2 separate regions of the Homo sapiens genome follow, and region 1 is linked to region 2. A link is a contact called in ENCODE Hi-C or POLR2A ChIA-PET data. All regions are on one chromosome and are shown on one strand. Each heading gives the region's core, a stretch centred on a gene start or an enhancer-like site at or near the end of the contact. The rest is flanking DNA. Distances are from core to core; before and after follow the strand shown.

The links. A loop is a pair of places that touch in the nucleus more often than their neighbours do. ChIA-PET counts read pairs that join two places held with the same protein, here RNA polymerase II (POLR2A). Pooled maps may share reads with other maps.
Region 1: a loop to region 2 is called in a pooled map, with 7 times the contacts of the local background. The contact joins two enhancer-like sites. A Hi-C loop is called at or near these places in 8 of 50 pooled maps. POLR2A ChIA-PET finds 5 or more read pairs at or near these places in 5 of 52 experiments (activated CD4-positive, alpha-beta T cell, activated CD4-positive, alpha-beta memory T cell, activated T-cell and 1 more).

What each region holds. Positions count from the first base shown.
Region 1 is chr21:35,085,265-35,088,027 of GRCh38, forward strand. No RefSeq gene overlaps it. Among named protein-coding and RNA genes, the nearest start is that of RUNX1, 37 kb to the left of the region's middle. Within about 2 kb of position 1,292, at least 3 of the 41 ENCODE cell types and tissues checked have a DNase peak (open chromatin) inside an H3K27ac peak, as active enhancers do.
Region 2 is chr21:35,025,438-35,028,137 of GRCh38, forward strand. All of the region lies in intron 2 of RUNX1 (RUNX family transcription factor 1), which reads right to left. Among named protein-coding and RNA genes, the nearest start is that of RUNX1-IT1, 13 kb to the right of the region's middle. RefSeq lists enhancers at 1,235-1,737, 1,391-1,535 and a cis regulatory region at 1,454-1,471. Within about 2 kb of position 1,419, at least 18 of the 41 ENCODE cell types and tissues checked have a DNase peak (open chromatin) inside an H3K27ac peak, as active enhancers do.

The DNA of each region.
Region 1 (2,763 bases), core at 42-2,541, 60 kb after region 2:
GGGATTCTATATATTTCTTGCAATCTTTAATGTATGAATCAGGATAAGCTGTGTTATGATGCAGTAACAAGCAACCTCATGATTTCAATGATTTAAAACAAGGTTAATTTATTGCCCATGCTATTTATCTCCTGAGGCTTAGGAAGGAATTCTGTTCCATGTTGTTCTCATTTTCACCCTAAAATGCAGGACAGTTTAGACCAGTAATGGTCACAGTGGCAGAAGAAAATAACTCTGGGGGTCTCAATGGGGGGCTGATATAGTTTGGATTTGTGTCCCCACCCAAATCTCATGTTGAAATGTAATCCCCAATGCTAGAGGTGGGGGCTGGGTGGGAGGTGATTGGGTCATGGGGGTGGTTTCTCATGAGTGGTTTAGTACCAGTACTATTGTTGCGAGTGAGTTCTCATGAGCTCTGGGTTGTTTAAAAGTGTGTAGTACCTCCCCCCTCTATCTTTCTCCTGCTCTGGCTGTAAGACACACCTGCTGCCCCTCTGCCTTTCACCAAGATTGTAAGTTTCCTGAGGCCTCCCCAGAAGCAGAAGCTGTTATGCTTCCTGTACAGCTTGCAGAACCATGAGCCAATTAAACCTCTTTTCTTTATCAATTACCAAGTCTCAGGTATTTCTTTATAGCAATGAGATAACTGCTAATACAGGCACTTTACTTATACTCACAATGCATTGGCCAGAGCAAGTTGTATCCCACCACAGAGGAGCCAGGATGGGGAATCCTCTAGAAGGTGGAAGTGCCAGAAGAAGGAAGAACCAGAATATCTGGAAACCAGCACTAAGGACTACCATATATATGATAATTTAAGAATTTATAGTCCAATATATGGAAAAACTTTAAAAACAGAAAACATTTTGTGCCTGAAATATTATCAGTGGCATGAAATTCTATGGGGAAATTTGATAATTCTGAGATTTTTTTTCACATTCCTTCTTTCAGGCTATGTTAAAGGGGCAAAAAAGGATATTTACTAGAAAGGTTATTATGAGTCCTTTATTTTTTGCTTTTTCAATCTATCAGACACTGCTTCAGCTAACAGCTCTGAAGGACCAGCCAGAGGTGGACAAAACCTGCTATCAATAACAAAACGAAAAGCTGAGTAGAGTATGCACACATACACACACACACACACACACACACACACACACAATCTGAGTAAAGACTCACTAAAATGGACTAGATTTGAGGGTTCAGTATCTTAAAGAGAAAGCCTGCTCATTGAGGGAAAGAGAAACCTGCCATTCTATGCTGATTTTCCCCTAAGGCTTTTTCCTGTCCATATCCTGGGCAAAGAGGCTGAGCAAGTGAGTCAGGAATAACTCAGTGGCAAAGAGGAAGAGACTCTGAGCAGAGCTTTTGTGAGTCTCGTGGCCCCAGGGAGACAAAAATTGATGTTCAGCCCTGCTAAGGCAACCAGGACTTGAGGGGCCAAAATTCCAAAGGAAAGGGAAGCAGAGAGAAATGAGACCAACACCCTGAGCTGCTTTTCTCGTAAAGTTTTTGGTTGATTATTAAATTGTTCCTGCTGAAAGGTAGATAAACTGAGTAGAAATCAGTTGCTAAGAGGCCAAAAACTTGATGCAGAATTCTTGGATATCTCATGATACTGCAGTGAAAAAAATGTGGTTCAAAGCCTGCCAAAGGAGAAGAGCCTAGTTATTAACCCAGCTGAAACCCGTGAAGTACAGTCAGACCTCCCTAATGGTGGGTTCTGCGTCTATGGATTAAACCAATTTAGGACTGAAAATACTCAGGGGAGAAAAAAAGGTGGTTGTTTGTATTGCATATGTACTGACCTTTTTTTCTTGTCATTATTTCCTAAACAATAGGCTATAACAACTAACTACATAGCATTTACATTGCATTAGAATTTATAAGTAATCTAGAGATGATTATATATATAAGAGGATATGTGTGGGTTATATGAAAACACTATACCATTTTACAAAAGGGACCTGAGCATCTGTGGATTTTGGTATTTGCTTGGGGCCCTAGAACCAATTCTCCGTGGTTACTAAGGGCTGATTGTACTATATTTCAGGAATAAGGGCAAGCCAGAAATTAGATAAAGCCTTGTAAGACTAAAATCCAATTTGAAACCAGCTCAATTTCTGATTGGATTAAGGGATCTGCCTCAAGAAGACAAAGAAAATCCTTTTTGAAATTACATAAAATAATTCAGAAATTTTACATGATTTTTCATAGTGTTTAGGATTTAATAAACAGTACCAGGCATATCAACAAACAAAACCAAGAAAGAAGAAAAAAAATGAAAATTACAATATCTGATTTAACCGTGTCACATATGTGATTACTAGGGGATCACACAGCTGGAGAGCAGATTTGTTGTTTAGAATGTAGGCCAGTAAAAAATTTTCAAGCTGAGGCAGAGAGGAAAGACTTCTATGCAACAAACTATGAAATGCTTTTGTGGGAAAGTAAAAAGAACATAAAAAAGAAAAATAAACACAAGAAAATAAATAAATAATTTCCATGAATTAGAATATTACAAAAATAGTAACTTTCCCTAAATTGAACTTTTGATTCAATGAAGTCTAAATGAGAATCACTACAAGTTTGTATTTTTGTGTGTGGAAATTGAGTAGCTGATATTTAAAAATGTAGGCAGAAATGCAGAGGATCAATAAGAGCCTTGTTTATCTCCAAGAACAAAGTCGGAGGATTTAAATGACCAGATTTGAAGCTGTGATATCAGTACAAAGGTACTGGGTAAGTTAGTATAACTGCTTT
Region 2 (2,700 bases), core at 169-2,668:
ACCAGATTCAAGAGAGAGCCAAGTTCCCCAACAGGCTATGCACGTGGCTATTAACACCCAGCACACGCTATCCCTGGCCAGCTCTCTCCTTCTTCCCTAAGAATTAAACATTCTTTGGCCTGAGTTTTCCTCCTTTATGTCACCATAAAGTTGAGTTATTCATTATTAGGGTCTATACATGAGTAGCCAAAATATACGGGTCTCTATATTTAGGTCAAGGGGCCTTCAGCAGGAGAACATGAATAATTAGGAGTGAGGCCATGAGACAGAGGAAGAAAAGCTCATAGGAATGGGAAGACAGCCTCTCAGATGAGAGGTGTGCGGAGTGATTGCTGTGAGGAATTGCTCAATAGGAAAGTTAGCCAACCTGAGGACGTTTCTAGGGGAGGAAAAGGGAAACTCATATGGTTCTCTGCTAATTCTTAAAAATAAGGTAGATTCTTACTCATCTAGGGTGCTTGCTCGTTATGAACACAGGAAGATTAAGGAATGAGTATGGACTGTTTCTACTCTATGTTTTCGGACAAGAAGAATAATAAAAAAGCACTGGGTAGCTGGAACAACTGCAGAGGCCCCAACAATGATGGAGACTTTCTGGTGCACCGTGGCACAGGGGTCTCTTCCAAAGGGACTCAATCAACCCCAACAGGCATCATCTTCTGTGACTCAAGATGTCCTTTTTAGGAGTGCTTGTACTTTTTAATGCTCAGAGAAGTTCGTATTACTGATTCGGGAACACTGAGTTTTTCAGCTCCTGTAAAACTATTTTCAGGTTTATTTTCAAGTACATTCTTTACCTCGGGGGGTCAAATCTTTTGGTTTCCAGTGAATATCGTGGTTATACCTGTGGTTACCCACTGACTTCTCATCTGCCTAGCTTATCTGATAACAGGCAAATGGGGAAAGAGGCTTTAATACCCCTCAAAAGGGGAAGATTGATAATTAGTTATTCACCGCATAGAATCAGGCCAGGTCAACTCTCTCCAAGAAGAAAAGCAATCTGGATATTGCACTTTGGGGTCCCTTTTCATTTTGGCATTACAGGCCTCATGAGGATGTAGTCTTTCTGTATTTCTTTCTTTCTTTTTAAATTGTTATTTATTTATTTATTTTAACCAGGTCAAAGCATTACATACTGCAGAAGAGAAAGCAACTTCAGCTTCTCTTAAACGGTGTCATTTTCATGACAGCTCGTAAATTTTGGCCTCCTATGGGTCCAGGATCTGCGCGCATCCGCCCGGGGACTTGTTGGTGGATCCATCCCTCATGGCGGAGCAGCAAGGGGATCCTTTAGAAAAAGCAATGGGCGAAGTAACTGAAAGAGCGACGCAGAAAGCAACAGCCAGAAACGGCGGGGACGCGAGCGGCCCAGACAGGAAGGGAGGCGGTGGCGCAGCTCTGGTGCGCAGCGCGCCGCAGCGACGGAACTTCTGCAAAAGCTGCCTGCCCGCGCGTTATCAGCGGCGCGCAGGCCTGTGGTTTTCTCGCTCTCGCAACCCTGCTTTAACTGCCGGTTTATTTTTCGACAAACAGGATGCCTCCATCTGAGGCTGTCAGCATCCCAGGCTCTTTGAAAGAAAAGAAGTAGAGCGGCCCCACCCTAGAGGCAAGGACGGGGTCTGTGTCAAGAGGCTTCCCAGAGAAGTGAAAACTCTGCAGGTGCAGCCGCTGGGAGAGCATCAAGAAGGGCAGGGTGGAGGGGCAGGGGGCGAAGGGAGGGGGTGAAGCCCGCACCCTACCCCCACATGAAACTGATTCCACTACCCCATCTCTGCAAGCGTCCAGAGGCAGAGAGGCCAACATTTCGGGGACAGCTTGGAGGCGGGAGATTTAGGCAGGGCTCCTTAAACTTTTATGTGCATGAAAATCAGGCCAATCACGGGGCTCTTGAGCAAATGGGGACGATGATTCAGCAGGTCTGGGCTGAGGCCTCAGATTCTGCACTTCTAACAAGTTCCCAGGTGGTAGTGATGCTGCCAGTCCAAAGACCACACTGTGAATAGCAAGGCGTCGTCGGGACAGTCTGCTTTAGAGTAAAACCTAATAGATGTGCAAATATTTAAACCAAGCTGTATTTATTCCTGAGGCCCTGGTTTAACTGGAGCCACCTTGCTAATGGAAAATGGAAAATGAAATTCCTTTAGGTTCCAAAGGGAAGGAAAGTTTGAAATGGTTAAGGTATTTAAAAAATCCTAGTTGGGAGTGGCCTTGGGGATTCGGGAGAGTTGAAGTTAGGTTCTGAGCCAAGAGATGGGGGAGGAAGGGTGGGATGTGGCAAATAAATATAAACACACACACACAAACCCCAGCCCAACCACAGGTTCTTTCCTATCAATGAAACATTTGCATCTTGCAGGTAGAACTCACACGTGTCCACATTTTTCAGAAGTTGAATGGTTTTGTGTAATGGTACAGAATTTGGAGCCCATATTTGAATATTCTAGATCCAATGTTATCTCAGACTGGCTTTAGGATCTTGTGGCCTACATTTAAAAATGCATGTTTCTGAGTCATGTTTAATTAGTAGTAGTATCTGAGAACTGAGAGACTAGACTAAGAAATCCATGGTATATGAATAAAATCTCCAGACAGCAGCTAGAACATAGAGGTCCCTCCAGAGGCAGTGCCAGTTGTCAGCTGTAAAAATAGGTTCTGCTCAGTTTTGCTTAGGCCTGAAGTTTCCTGAAGATTTCATTTAGA